2 separate regions of the Homo sapiens genome follow, and region 1 is linked to region 2. The links are chromatin contacts, found by Hi-C or POLR2A ChIA-PET in ENCODE. All regions are on one chromosome and are shown on one strand. The core of a region is the stretch at or near the end of the contact, and the rest is flanking DNA. Distances in the headings are between cores, read along the strand shown.

Evidence for each region. Hi-C counts contacts between places; a loop is a spot of excess contacts on that map. ChIA-PET counts read pairs that join two places held with the same protein, here RNA polymerase II (POLR2A). Pooled maps may share reads with other maps.
Region 1: a map of stomach shows a loop between it and region 2 (2.3-fold over the local background). The contact joins the enhancer-like site here to the promoter of LINC00184 in region 2. A Hi-C loop is called at or near these places in 9 of 168 maps with a recorded cell type or tissue (Caco-2, HepG2, endothelial cell of umbilical vein and 5 more), 1 of 37 single-sample maps with no recorded cell type and 5 of 50 pooled maps. POLR2A ChIA-PET finds 5 or more read pairs at or near these places in 9 of 52 experiments (Caco-2, HepG2, IMR-90 and 5 more).

Annotation. Positions count from the first base shown.
Region 1 is chr1:234,696,835-234,704,537 of GRCh38, forward strand. No RefSeq gene overlaps it. Among named protein-coding and RNA genes, the nearest start is that of LINC01132, 23 kb to the right of the region's middle. RefSeq lists enhancers at 3,376-3,625, 3,408-3,702. Within about 2 kb of position 3,202, at least 12 of the 41 ENCODE cell types and tissues checked have a DNase peak (open chromatin) inside an H3K27ac peak, as active enhancers do; they include gastrocnemius medialis and stomach, where a contact is called at or near this core.
Region 2 is chr1:234,625,259-234,632,435 of GRCh38, forward strand. It overlaps LINC00184 (long intergenic non-protein coding RNA 184), which reads left to right and starts at 4,053. Exons shown (of 2, transcript NR_033927.1): 1 at 4,053-4,489.

The DNA of each region.
Region 1 (7,703 bases), core at 1,952-4,451, 71 kb after region 2:
GAACAATTGAGAGTAGTGGCTTCACACATCTTCTCAGAAACCTATCAAAGGGTTGTCTCTCACATCAGATGAATTGTCCCGGAATTCTATTTATAGATGGCTTAGCAATTCATTCATTCCTCAATTTCACCAGAGGTTAGCTATAGACTGAGGGGGTGCTTTTCTAACTTCAACTGAAATATACATGAGTGGTAGGTACAAAGGTTTTGGTTGGTTACCTGAGAACCAGACACCCACATCTTGAAGGACCATGGAAGTGGACTCTGGTATGAACCCATTGTGAAAGGTCAGATACACCACACAAAGAACTGGTGAAACTCAGATTAGTCAATTTGCCATTTGTTAGCAACACAGGCATAAAGAGTTGGTGGGAAAGGATGTAGGAATTTTGGCTAAAAGAAGCTTTTGGCTTATCTTCAGATTCCAATTATGCAAGGCTATCCCCGTTCCTCATTACCACAGATAAATTAAACATCAGCTTAGAGTTCAACTTGGCAACTTGGAGAAAACAAAGAATATATCTTTGAGGCAAAATGTGGGCTGTATCTATTTGTAGTTCATATGTGCTCCAAAAAGACAGGCAAGCAGAAAGCAAGACTGCCTCTCCCAACTACAGCATTAAATAGCAAAGGCAATGGGAATGTGGGGTATTTCTTGGACACACCATGCTCTGTGGGAAACAGACACTTCTGAAGATACTGTTCAGAGAGGCTTAAGGAAAAGACAAAAAGCGGAAAAAGAAGGAGGAGGCACATGCATTCAGGTCACCTGCAGTTACCATCCACAGACAGCTTTTTGCAGTTGGTTCATCCTGGGTAACTGTCATCTCATGTGAATGAACCGTTGACGTCCATGTCCTTGTGTGTGGTCTTTGACATTAGCCAGAACAACTCCAAATCCCACGTCTGGAATATAGACACCCCTCAGCCCGTTAAGCCCCGCACTCCGCCACCCCATTCTATTAGCTTTCGTTTGACTTCATTTTCTTCCCTTCCCAGTCACTCTATTCTTTTGCTTCAACTGCTCAGCAAGTCCCATCCCTGGGTGAATCCATCGGTCTGCCTCAGTTTCTTCATTCAGAAAATGGGTATAAGTAGAGCTACCCCATGGGTTGGCATGCTGCTGAAATGAGATATGCATGTTAAGGGCATGGCTCCGGGCCTGCAAGCGGCACCCACTCAGCAAATGGCAGTTCTCTACACCCTATGATCTCTCCCTCTCTACCGTATCTTCCCTCTACTTACAAACAGGTTCTTTCTCCTACTTTTGAAAAATCCTTTAAAGCTACAGAACATCCCTCCTTCTCTTCATCACCAAACATCATGAAAGACTCGTGTGCTCACTGCCTCCTCTTCCCTCAGTGTCCACATTCCCACCACCACTGTGGTCTAATTTCAGCCCCATCATTCCCCTTCTCCACCCCCATCCTGCCTTGCCTCCTGACTCTAGTCTCTCAAATGCAAACCCTCAGTGTGATCCCCTATGCTTTCCTTATTTTTTCTCCCTATATCTAGTAGGTCACTAGATTTGGTCAATCCTGTCCCAGAAACATCACCTGGCTTTGCATTTCCACCATCTTAAAGTCAGTTCCCACCTCCCACACCGTCTCGGATCAGGACCATCATGACTTGTCTCCCTGCTCGGTCTTGGCCTCTCAGATCCATCTTCACACCCAACTCTGCTTAAAACTCTCAGGGGTCCTTCATCATCTCCAGGACAATGTCTGAACCCCTAAGCATGGCACATGGGGTCCCGCCTGTGGCCTCACACTTACCCTGCTGGGGTCCATGCACACATGAGTGCAACGCATGACTTCCACACCAGGCCCCGATCCCCTGCCACCCTCCCTCTAGCTAGACCTCCCTTGCCCTTTCACTTTGGATTACACTCCCTGTCCTCCCATAAGACCCAAATCAAGTATCGTTGCCTTGGTAAAGGCTTTCCCAACCGCCTGCTCAGGGGCCCACAGCACTTTGCTGACACTGTAACTTACCTTCGGGAATGTAGCCTCCTCCACTGCAGTAGGCTGCAGATGGTGGGGATCTTAACCAGGGTGACGGCCTCAGCACTTGGCATGGAGTCAGGCTCATAACAGGTGACCAAATACCACATGCTGTGCAATTAATAAAATGAAGGAAGATGCCGGACGCAGTGGCTCAAGCCTGTAATCCTAGCACTTTTGGAGGCTGAGGTGGGTGAATCACTTGAGGCCAGGAGTTCAAGACCAGCCTGTCCAAAATGGTGAAACCCTGTCTTTACTAAAAATATTTAAAAAATTATCCAGGTGTGGTGGTGCATGCTTGTGATCCCAGCTACTCAGGAGGCTGAGACAGAAAAATCGCTTGAACCCAGGAGGCAGAGGTTGCAGTGAGCCGGGATCGCTCCTCTACACTCCAGCCTAAGTGACAGAGTGAGTGAGACTCTGTCTCAAAAAAAAAAAAAAAAAAGAAAGAAAGAAAGAAAGAAAGAAAGAAAGAAATGGGCCAGGCATGGTGGCTCACTCCTGTAATCCTAGCACTTTGGGAGGACAAGGCAGGCAAATTGCCTGGGCTCAGGAGTTTGAGACCAGCCTGGTCAACACAGTGAAACCCCGTCTCTACTAAAATGCAAAAAAAAAAAAAAAAAAGATTAGCCAGGCATGGTGGCATGCACCTGTATTCCCAGCTATTTGGGAGGCTGAGGCAGGAGAACTGCTTGAACCAGAGAAGCGGAGGTTGCAGTGAGCCAAGATTGCGCCAGTGCACTGCACTCCAGCCTGAGTGACAGAGCGAGACTCCATCTCAAAAAAAAAAAGAGGGAAGAAATGCTTTGAGAACCGCTGAACCCAGAGGAGGCCCCATGCCTGTCCCCACAGTGATACTTCACTATAGACATGAGGGCTAGAGAAAGTCCAGAGGCTGCAAAGAAGGTCTAAGTTTGGTTCAGCTAGTGCTTCTCAGCTCACTGAATTGACAGGCTTCATGGAGAGGAAGACTTTGCCCCACATAGAGGTGAGCCACAAGTGTGCACTTATTGCCATGTCTGTTTAGGGCAGGGCCATACGGAGATAAGCATGTCAAAATAAGCCTTGAGAGTCTAGCTAAGCAAGAACTAGGACAGGTTGGAAGAGGGAGGCACAGGACAGAGAAATAGCCCATTCAGCTTTGCAGACACTCCCCTGGTGGGCTGAGCCCTGTGGCCCTAGTGGGTGGAGGTTTCCCAAGACAAATTCCACGAAGGGACTTTGGAAATCCAGAGGCCTGACCTGAAGGCAAACTGGCAAAGCAGTGCATCGCCAAACAGCAGACCTTGTGGTTTACAGCAAAGACCAAAGGGAAGCTTAGGATTTGGAGACCTTCATGGCAAGAGTAATGAAAATAAAATCTGCTCTGCTCAGAGCAGTTCGGAGAGAAACAGGCCCAGCCACATGGAACCAGAACAGATGGGCTGTACAGGAGGGATGTTCATCAGCACTGCTATGGGGGAGGGAACATGCACAGGCTTGCATGTCCCCGTCAGGGATTCTAGGTGACACTATCAACATGTGACAGCTGACACGGAGGTGGCATCAACAGAGGTTAATGGATGACTCAGAGGCATTATTTATTACTGTTATTTTTGCCCTCCCTCACAGTGGTTTATAGAAAGTGCTTTGTCAAGATTTCCAGACCCAGCCATGTACAAATGACATAAGGCAGATTCTCAGGGGAGCCCCTCTCTGACTCAGGGCTGTGAGCTAGCAGGCAGCAGGGAAGCACAAAGCGTTGACTGAGCAGCACCAAATCAAAATGGCAAATGATACTCTGGCCCCTACCACAGCAAGCAGGCAGCCTAAAGCCCAAGGGACTGGAGAGGATGGGTCAGGATGGGTCCTGTACCCATCTGCCGCAAAGGAGCAAGCATTCTTCAAGGTGACCAAACCTGGATTTGTTTAAAAATATCAGCAAGTCAGGTGCCCTAGTAATGGCAGTACATATAAATTACACTTGGAAACATTTGCCAAAGGACTGATCAATCCCATGATTTATTCAGGGTGATCTATATCAGCAAAGATGGTAGAAATTCCAGGCCATTGCACAGAAAGTTTAACATGTGTGGTAGAACTAGGATCTTTCTCTTACTAAAAGGAACGCTCTAACGAGAGTGATACTGCAGCAGTTTTTTCTTTGGATCTATCTATTTACCTACATATCTATTTATTTATCATCTATCTATTGTTGGAGACAGGGTTGGATTGGGCAAGAAGAAAAGGCATTTGCCTGGATGTGCATCAATAGATAATAACAGAAGCTTTCTAGAACCTCAGAATCTTTCCCTTTATTCATGTATTTGCATGTTCTGTTGTTTCTTTCTTTCTGCTGTGTGTGTGTGTGTGTGTGTGTGTGTTTGTGTGTGTGTGTGTGTGACAGAATCTCCCTCTGTCGCCCAGGCTGGAGTGCATTGGTGTGATCTTGGCTGACTGCAACCTCCGCCTTCCAGGTTCAAGCGATTCTCCTGCCTCAGCCTCCTGAATAGCTGAAATTACAGGCGCCTGCCACCATGCCCAGCTAATTTTAATATTTTTTAGTAGAGACGGGGGTTTGCCATGTTGGTCAGGCTGGTCTCGAACTCCTGACCTCAGGTGATCCACCTACCTCGGCCTCCCAACGTGCTGGGGTTATAGGCGTGACCTACCACGTCTGGCCTCTTTCTGCTTACTTTTGAGGCACAGGTCCTTCTTTTGGATTTAGAAACCCAAAGGGGTGAGTGATCACATTATGACTTGGATTTTTAGTTCCCTGAGTCTGAACTTGCCTACTAATATGCTATCATATGCCCAAATTATTTTTGTGCAAAGTTCATCAAGCTTCTCCAGGAACCAAGGGAACCAGAAGATGGGTTTTGTTATCGCTTACAAGCTGACCCTGGAGAAGGTCACTGAGCCACTGGGGTGTTGCTTGAGCTGTAAGTATCTCTGTGGCAAGCTCCAGAAGTCAGTGATATTCTGAGATGGGCATAAGTATCTTGAGAGGAACAAACCCATGCTGAAGTGGGGTGGGGCTCAGGACGTGCTTTCCCTTGGGCACCATGTTGTTAGACCACTTGTAGTGTGGTTGGCCATGTTTCTTTACACCCGCACAGCCTCATGATAAATAGTCACTGCTAGCAGCTACTCTGCACCATCTGGGGCCTGTAGCAGCTGGAAAAGTGATGAGGTAAGGGTGAGTGGCTAGAAGGGAGAAGGGGCCAGAGGGTGTCCAGGCTGCCAAAACCAATCTGAGACGATCATAAGCATGGCCCAGCTTCTTCTTATGAACTGAGTTTTCCTTCATTATGAGCCAAACCCAAATCGTACCCTTTGCAGAACCTACCTATCTATTTGGGGCATGAACTGCATGCACAGCTGTGCTTGTGATAAACAGGTTAGATCTGGAAGATCTCGGAAGAAAACATAATCTGGGCTGATGCAGTCCAGTGGTTTCTCAGCCAAGGGGGTTGGATAGAGGCAAGGCCAGGAGAAGAGGGAACAAAACTTGAGCTCATCGTACCAAAGGGACACAGCCTTAAGGACAGCAGTATTCCAATCACATGATAGCATTACAGGAAACAGTAAATGGAGAAGCCAATGAGAAGGCCTAGGATACTTCTTTGGAAAAACCTAACAAGGCCCTTGAGCCTCAGCCAGGATTATACAAGGCCCGTTCGCACTTGGCTGAAGACTTGACTCTGGGGAGAACTTATGATCAAACACTCCCTGGATATGTGCTCATAGGAATGATGAACATTTCTGATTCTGGAGCTACTCTGGGGCCAAGCAGAGATCCAAGATCCCTTTGGTCTAAGTAAGCAGAACAGGGGTCCTCCCAACCTCCTGGCCCTCATGTGCAGGGAGGTTGTTGTCAGCTCATGACTTCAAGTTGGCTGCACCAAGCTTCTCATGACAGTCTGGAGAGCTCGTCTCGGTGTTACAGGCAGTAGTCATCGCAGCTGGGTTATGAGAGGGTAACAGAGTCAGGGAAGAATTTAGGGCACTGGGAGGAATTAAAAGATAGGCTTCATCAGAGTCACCAGCGCTTTCCTGCTTTTAGGATATGTAATTACAATGTCTGTATTCAGTTAAAGATCCAGCTTCCTGTACTGACTCAATCCACAATAGCCCTTCCCTCTGGCTGCATTTCTATAGTACATGCATTGCCTTGAATCGTTCCTGAATATTTCCTGTACATACCACACTCTTTTCATTTTATTGTATTTCATTTTATTGACAGAGTCTTGCTCTGCCACCCAGGATTTAGTGCAGTGGCATGATCATAGCTCAGGGCAGCCTCAAACTCCTGGACTCTCATGATCCTCCCATCTCAGCCTCTTGAGTAGCTAGAACTACAGGTGCACATCACTACACCTGGCTAATTTTTTTTCTTATTTTTAGTAGAGGTGGGGTCTCCCTATGTTGCCCAGGCTGGTCTCGGACTCTTGGCTTCTAGAAATTCATGCGCCTTAGCCTCCCAAAGTGTTGGGATTACAGGCATAAGCTCACCGTGCCTGGCCTCTTTTTATTTTAATAATCCTATTATCTCTCTTGCTATGTGCCTGTAATGGAATTTGAAGAGAAGTAAATAATAGTTCTTGTCATAAAGGAGTTTATAGTCCAGTGAAAGAAATGGGTGCATAAATAATAGCATCACTAAGGAAGAGCAGAGACGGAGCCTTGGGGGCTAGATTGGCCAGTGGGGTTCACAGGCGTAGGAACTGGACTAGGATGTTTTTCACCAGAGACCATGGGTGTGATTTTATACCAAAAGCCGGAAGTATAGGACAGATGAGGCATTATTGTGGAAAATCATATAGAAATCTAAAACCAATGAAGCTAAAGTGGCCAGAAATTGGAAATAAAGGGGTGGGGAACAAAGGATAGGAGACCTGGAGCTGGGAACAGTGAAGAGGGGGCTGGAGCTCCTGCCTAAAAGAGCTGGTGTTCACAGCTTTTGGGGGCCACCAGGAAAAAGTATGTGGGTCAGCTGGACTTGAGGGATCAGGGATAGAGTGACAAGAGGAAAGAGATTTAAGGGATGCTTACGAAGCAATTGGATAGCAGGCATGAAAGAGAAGGAGGCACTCAAGATAATCCTGAGGTTCTAGCTGAAGGCTGCCCGGGAGATCATGATGATCACATAAACTGTTACAGAAGCAAGCTTGAGGGGGAAGGGGATGAGTCCATTTGGGTCATGTTTATTAAAGGTTTTCAAGGGACATCCAGGTAGACTCACTGCTTGATAGGTAGTTGGAAATACAGTTTCTGCACCCCTAAGGTTTAAGTCAAGACTGGAAATCTGCCTCTGGGAGTTGTCAGCCAGGGGAAGCAAACGATGTTTGCTCAGAGAAAGTGAAGAGCTGGTCCCAAGACTGAAACTCAGAGATCATCACATCCCAAGAGCAGGCATGAGCACAGGAGCCATCCCGGTGCTGGCAGAAGCTGAGCCGGAACAATGGCGGAACACTGAACCGTAGCAATGTGGAGGATGGGAAAGTAGGGACAGTGAATGCAGCCTTTTTATAAAATGAAGATTGGTGCCAAAGGGAAGGGGTGAAGTGGAGCAGTAGTTTGAGAGGAAGGCAGAGTTGCTGACACATTTTTGAGAATCATCAGGGTCTAGTCATGTTTGCAGGACATGGAAAAGGGGCGCCAGATGAGGAGACAGGATTGAGGGCTGAAGATAGAGCTGCGCTCACAGAGGGCTGGAGGT
Region 2 (7,177 bases), core at 2,803-5,302:
AGCAAACCCTTCAACATCTTCTCACTTATAGTTCATCTTTTTCTCTTTTTGAGCCTTGAAATTCATTTTATTTTATTTTGTATATTTTTTGAGACAGGATCCCACTCTGTTGCCCAGGCTGGAGTACAGTGGTGCAATCATGGCTCCCTGCAGCTTCGACCTCCCAGGCTCAGGTGATCCTCCTGCCTCAGCCTCCCCGAGTAGCTGGGACTACAGGTGTGCACCAACACACCTAGCTGATTTTATGTATGTTTTGTAGAGACAGGAGTTTGTCATGTTGCCCAGGCTGGTCTTGAACTCCTGGGCTCAAGCGATCCACCTACCTCAGCCTTCCAAAGTTTTGGGGTTATAGGCATGAGCCAACACATCCAGCCTGAAATTCTTTGTAATTAAATTAACCTGTCCCAAGTTTCCAATTTTGGGAGGGAGGTATATTTTTAAAGTCTAAATTTCATTTTATTCAGGAAACAGGAATTAAGCCCCACCACACATCAAAACTACATACTATTATCCTAAAAATAACTCCTCTTGAGGCATGTAAGATGCATGTTAACAAGGGAATCATATTCTCTGAGTGGCAGAACCCAACATTTTAATATGCATTTTATGGGTGTGGTGGCACATGCGTGTAGTCCCAGCTACTCAAGAGGCCGAGGTAGGAGGATCACTTGAGCCCAAGAGTTCAAGGCTGCGGTGAACTATGATGGCACCTCTGCACTCTAGCCTGGGCAACAGAGCAACATGCTGTCTCTTAAAAAATAAAAAATAAAGTTGATTTCTTTTCTTTTTTTTCTTTTTTGAGATGGAGTCTCGCTCTTTCACCCAGGCTGGAGTGCAATGGTACAATCTTGGCTCACTGCAACCTCCGCCTCCCGAGTTCAAGCAATTCTCCTGCCTCAGCCTCCTGAGTAGCTGGGATTACAGGCATGTGTCACCACGCCTGGCTAATTTTTGTATTTTTAGTAGAGACGAGGTTTCACCATGTTGGTCAGGCTGGTCTTGAACTCCTGACGTTGTGATCCACCCGCCTCAGCCTCCCAAAGTGCTGGGATTATAGGCATGAGCCAGCACGCCCCACCCAAAATTGATTTCTTAAAGACAGTGAAGTATGATAACTGTTGGTTTGATCTTGCCCTGAAGCCGAATAAAGGTTTGACCTATGAGAATCAAGGACAATTAAAATATTAGCTTATAGCATAAAAAGAGAAGCAGACTTCCCCTTACATGCACACACATACACACACTCTCTTTCTGAAGTCAACTATACATAATTTTTAAGACATTACACATTGGATTGTTCCCACTATCACGCGATCTTGTAATGATCAGGACTGTCTTCTTTGTTACATGTAGTAGGGACCAAGATACTTTTAGGGCCTCATGAAAATGTTTGATTTTAATTTATTTTAAAATCAGGGCCGGGTGCAGTGGCACACACCTGTAATCCCAGCACTTTGGGAGGCCAAGGTGGGAGGATTGCTTGAGTCCAGGAGTTCAAGACCAGTTTGTGCAACGTGGCAAAACTGCGTCTCTACAAAAAAAAAAAAAAAAAAAAAAAATTGCGTAGTGGTGCATGCCTGTAGTCCCAACTACTTGGGAGGCTGAGGTGGGAGGATCACTTGAGCCTGGGAAGCGGAGGTCACAGTTAGTCAAGATAGCTCCACTGCCCTCCAGCCTGGGTGACAGAGTGAGACCCTATCTCAAAAAACAAATAAATAAAATCAGAACGAAAAAATATAATAATCACAAGTACATAAGAACAAATTCATATACTTTTTAATTTTATTTTTAATGAAGAAAGGAGCCCACAAAGACAAAAATACCCTCAGCATTTCCAGGCACCACAAGAGTCACAATGAGGCCCTAGTAAGGACACCAATCCAGTTGAAGTTCATGTATTCATACTGAGTACTCCTGGAAATTTTCATATTTTAAATTTATATATTGCGCAAGACTTAGTCTTTGATTTTCTAGTTTTTTCTATTTATACTAACACCTCAGAGACCTAATACATTTCATGGCCTTTGTTTACTGTCTCTATCGTAATGACTTCCAAGTCCCTCTCTTCTCTATTCTTGTGTTGGAGTTCTAATTTTGTACTTCTAAGTACCTGTTGGGTATTTCCACCTGTGTATCTCATCGCTGGCTCAGCCGACAAACACATCACTGAGCTCACCATCTTCCCCTGCTCTTCGGTTTTCTCTCTTCAATTTTCCTGTCTATTAGAGTTCCTGCTAACTCTGTAGTCATTAATGAACCAACCACAAGCTTGTCTCCTTCTTCATCCCCTTATCTGAGGACCTGATTGAGCCTCTGGTCCCATGCCCACTGCCATCCCTATTGAAGTCTCACTGCCAGTCCCTCAGCCAAGCATCCTTACTTCTCATCGAGTTCCACATGCAGACTCCTGACTGACTTCTCTGCATTCCAGCTTCCTTGTGCGATACATTCCTGACCCTCCCCGAATTGATCTTTGTACTGCTTTCATCATTTTCCTCCTCTGCTCCATAATTCCTCCGCACTTCAACCCAAACTCCTCACCCAGTTTAGAAAGCTCTGCTCACGTGGTTCCTCCCACTGTGGACAATGCATCTCCCAACACATTAACACCCACCAGAGGTGATGATTAAGGAGTCCCTTCACTCACGAACTAGACTTGCTGTCTTAGTCTTTTGTGTCTGCTCTTTCTTTCATTCATTTACTCCATTTTTGGGGTAACTACTCTGTCCCAGGCACAGACACCTTAAATGGTCCTCTATTACCTATTCCAACCCTATACAGCTTTCAAAGCTCAGGTCAACTTCCAATCCATGAAGCCCAGGTCTCCCTTCTATCACAAGTCTTTTTCCTCTGAACTCCTGGGAAGCTTAGAGACATTGTCAAACATTTAGGACTTAAACATGTGACATGAGATTTCCTGACTGTGTCACGCATGCTCTCCAGTCTGACTTGTTTGAGTTTCTGCAAAGATCTTTACAGAAGATCTATCTTCTTACCACTCAGCTGCAGCTGGCATCGAGCCCTGGCTGGACTAGTCATGCTAACCCCTTGGTTATTAATCATCGCCATGATTTTTCATGTGTTTACTATAGTATGATCCAGGCGTTGACTATACTGGGCACTTTATGAGGTTGTTATTATCCTCCGTTTTTTACAGATGAGGAAAGTGAGGCTCAGAGGGGTTAAGTGACTTCTCCAGTTTTACATAGTTTGAAAGTGGCTGACTGAGAATTTGAATATAGGTCCGACATAATTCAAATATTGTGCTCTTGACCACTTAACTAAATTAACTCTACTTTCTGATTGATTCACATATGTTGAAATCTACTCATTCTCCTCCTAGTGTCATTATGTTTGTTTATTCTCTCCTTTATATTTTTAAGGCCTGCTGGTCTATCCTTTCCAGGATCTACACTTATGCTGGACCCACTAAGCTGTCCTAGAACATCATAGTAAATGTTCACCAGATATTAATTATTTGAGTGAGAATGGTTGTGAGCATTGGGTACTCCCCCAGCCAGTACCCTTCTCTCTTGCAGTAGTATATTTTGTAGATTAAATAAAACTCAAGATAAAAAAAACAAATTAATAAATGATCAATGGAAACAGAAATTTGGAACATAAAAGTATTATTTCAAAATGAACACATTATATGTAAAAGCTCACAACCAGGAATTTCTTCAGTTGGGTTTGCAGCAATGTTATGTCACTAATACTATATTTCTCTCTGTATGGCCAAACCTGTAAAGCCTCAATATCTGATTATGGAGCACATCTAGACTGTTAAAAAGCTTTCTATAATATTAATAAAATCAAATAATAAATAAAAATTAAATTGACTAATCATAGCAATTTCATTTTGAGAATGTTTTGTAGGCTGAAGGCAAATCCTTGAGATATTTTTGCAGGAGCGTCATTGCGAAACAGAATCTGCAGTAGAACTATGTCATCTTCTGGTTCTGAGTGTGCCCTCTCATTGCTGGCAGATGGCAAGTATTTATTTGCTTGCTAGCTCTTTAGTGGAACTGGTCTTCTGTTTCCACTGTCGCCTCGTGTGACACAAACTGCCACCTATCTCCCAAGGTTCTTTCTTTGTAACAGAACCCTAGTTTTTGGCTGGACTCATTTCCCCAGTGGTAGAGGCTGCTGGCTGGTCATGTCATGAGCCCAGGTCTTCTTCTTGGGCACAACCAGATGCCATTTCTCAGCCTCCCTTGCAGTTATATGCAGCTGTGTGTTTGAGTTCTGGCCGTTAGTGAGTGGAAGTGATGTGTCCCTTCTACTCACACTTCTGTAGTCCTGGCCTACAGAAACTCACAATGGTTCTCTATACTCTTTATCTTTCCACAGCTTAATGCAGTTAAGTAACAAGATCTTGGAAGACAAGTGTTGAAGGTGAAAGAGGCACAAGATAGAAGAAACCTGGGTCCTTAGATCCTTGCTTGGAGGAAAACCACCTGCCAATCCAGAACATCATTTTGGACTTCATGTGAGTGAGAAGTAATCCTGTATCATGTTTGAGCCATTAAGCGTATTTTGATTGCTTGTTCTGATAGCTGTAAGTATCTTACTGATGTAGACATCATAAGTGAGAGACCATGTTTCCTCACCTCCCCTGCTAAGTGTAACCATGTAACTAAATTCTGGCCAATGAGATGTAAGCAGAAGTGTTTTGTGTGACTTTGAAACAGGATGCTTCAAGGAAGCTGATTTGGACGGGATGGGAAAACTTCTGTTGTCTTTTGTTCCCTTTCTTTTATAGTTCAGCACTCAGACAAAATGTCAGGAATTGCTCTGGCCATCTTGCACTTCTGTGAATGGAAACCATTTTCTAAGACAATGGGGTAGGGTGATAGAGAAGACTAGGTTTCTGATGGATGTGGAGCTGTTGGGCCCATCTGGGACTCTTAACCCCATCCACAGTGCTTTTATATTGGAGGAATCTCTTGTTTAAGCCTCTATTTTATTTCTCATAGAGACACACGTTCTTTCTATAGGAGCAAAAGTGACCATTTTAAGATTTGAATCAAGTTATGCCACTTCTTGGCTATGAATCCCTTCCTGACTTCCAGTTTACCTTAGAATTGAATTTATATTTCTACCATGGTTTATGAAGCCCTGCTTGATTTGTCTCCTGCCTACCCCAATGACCCCACCACAATTACACTGGCCTGCCTTCTGTTCTGCTGTAGTGACTGATCATTCACCTCCATGAGGCCCTACTGAAGATGTTACCTTTTCAGGGAGGTTCTCTGACCTCCCACCTACAATGGGCTCTCCCAGCTTTCGTCTGTCTCACCACCGTGTTTACTTCCTACATGGCTCTGATCACAGTCTTTAATCATCTGGTTGATGTATTTATTCATTTGTTTGTCACTATCTCCCCAACTAAAATGTAAGCTCTGTGAGGCAAAGATGGTCTCCAGTACAACGCAGTGCCTGCTGCATAGGAAGCACTCATTACATTATGAAAAATACAGCAAACATGTATGTACATTTGAATATACATAAACACTAGATGTATGTGCATGTGTACACATATATAGTTGACCTGTGACTACTGCAGGAGTTGGGGGCGCTGACCCTCCATGCAGTCGAAAATCTGACTTTTAATATAACTTGGTTTTTGGATTTATAGTGTGTGGATTTCTTTTTAAAAATCTGGCCCTGATTATAAAGAGAGAAAAAGTGGAATTAAATTTAGCCATTATTAAGAATCCAACAAATCAAATATAAGTCACAGTGAATACTAAAATTTTGAGGTGAAAAAGAAAATTAGAACTGGAGATAGACATTATAGTGCCGTCCCAGAAAATGGCAGTATCTAGCCCATGAGAGAGTTTCTTTCATATTTTTTTCATTACATGTACTAAACATAGTGATTGCTTTTTATCTTTTTAAAAAAATCTAGGCCAGTCGCGGTGGCTCACGCCTGTAATCCCAGCACTTTGGGAGGCCAAGGTGGGCAGATCACAAGGTCATGAGATCGAGACCATCCTGGCTAACACGGTGAAAACCCATCTCTACTAAAAATACAAAAAATTAGCCAGGCATGGTGTCAGGCACCTGTAGTTCCAGCTACTCAGGAGGTTAAGGCAGCACAATGGCGTGAACCCGGGAGGTGGAACTTGCAGTGAGCCGAGATCACGCCACTGCACTCCAGCCTAGACAATAGAACAAGACTCTGTCTCAAAAAAAGAGAGAGAAAAAAATATCTAAATGATTATTTGCTCTCTGTTCAAAAATCACTCAGCCAAATAGAATTTCCTGCTGAAGAAAATTATGACATAAAAATTTTAAAATTACCCCACCACTTTTTTTTGTTTGTTTTTTATCTCTGTCAGTTTGTTACCTTTATTCCTGAAAGAAGGACTCAAGACTCATGTGATACTCTAAAATAGATATTAATAGGAAATGTTCCTAGACAATGTGGGTTTGCAAGAGAAACAAAGAATTTATTGTTGACTTGATTACTAGCTCAAAGTAATCAGAAATTCCATGAAAGACACTGAAAGTTGACCTCTTTTAAAACTACTTTCAAAAGCGGAGGTTGATTTGTATTTCTTAATCAGCATCTCAGAACAATGTACATTCTTTTTGTATAGTGTCATGGGCATCTGGGACTTTGGCTTGATCAACATCCACTTCCTCCTGTGATACCAAGACCCTAGTTTTCTTTTAAAGAACCACCCCTCCCTGACTCTCAGTCTTTGTTTTCTGGTGGGGTTGACTCTTACCCCTAACCCCAGGGGTGGGGCATGTGGTCCAAGTCTGGCCAATGAGAATTTTAACCATGCTGGTGATTCAAGAATGAGTATATGTTACATGCTGAGCTTATCAGAACCAACATTGTCAGCCACAGGGGTTATGCTAGAAGTATTGGAAAGGATAAATTCTCTTCTGGGGTGGTTAAACCAATAGAAAATTAGCCTGGAGCTTCTGGTGGACATCTTGTCAAAAAAATAGTGATTGCCTGCTTGAGAATGAAATCAAGAGAGAAGAAGGCAAAGCTAAAGCCTGGAGAATATTCCTGAAGACATTTTTCAAGGATCTGGAACCACCCTTGAACTTTTTTTTTTCTTTTTTTTAGAGACAGGGTCTTGTTCTGTTGCCTAAGCTGGAGTGCATTGGTGCAATCATGGCTCACTGCAGCCTCAACTCCTAGTCTCAAATGATT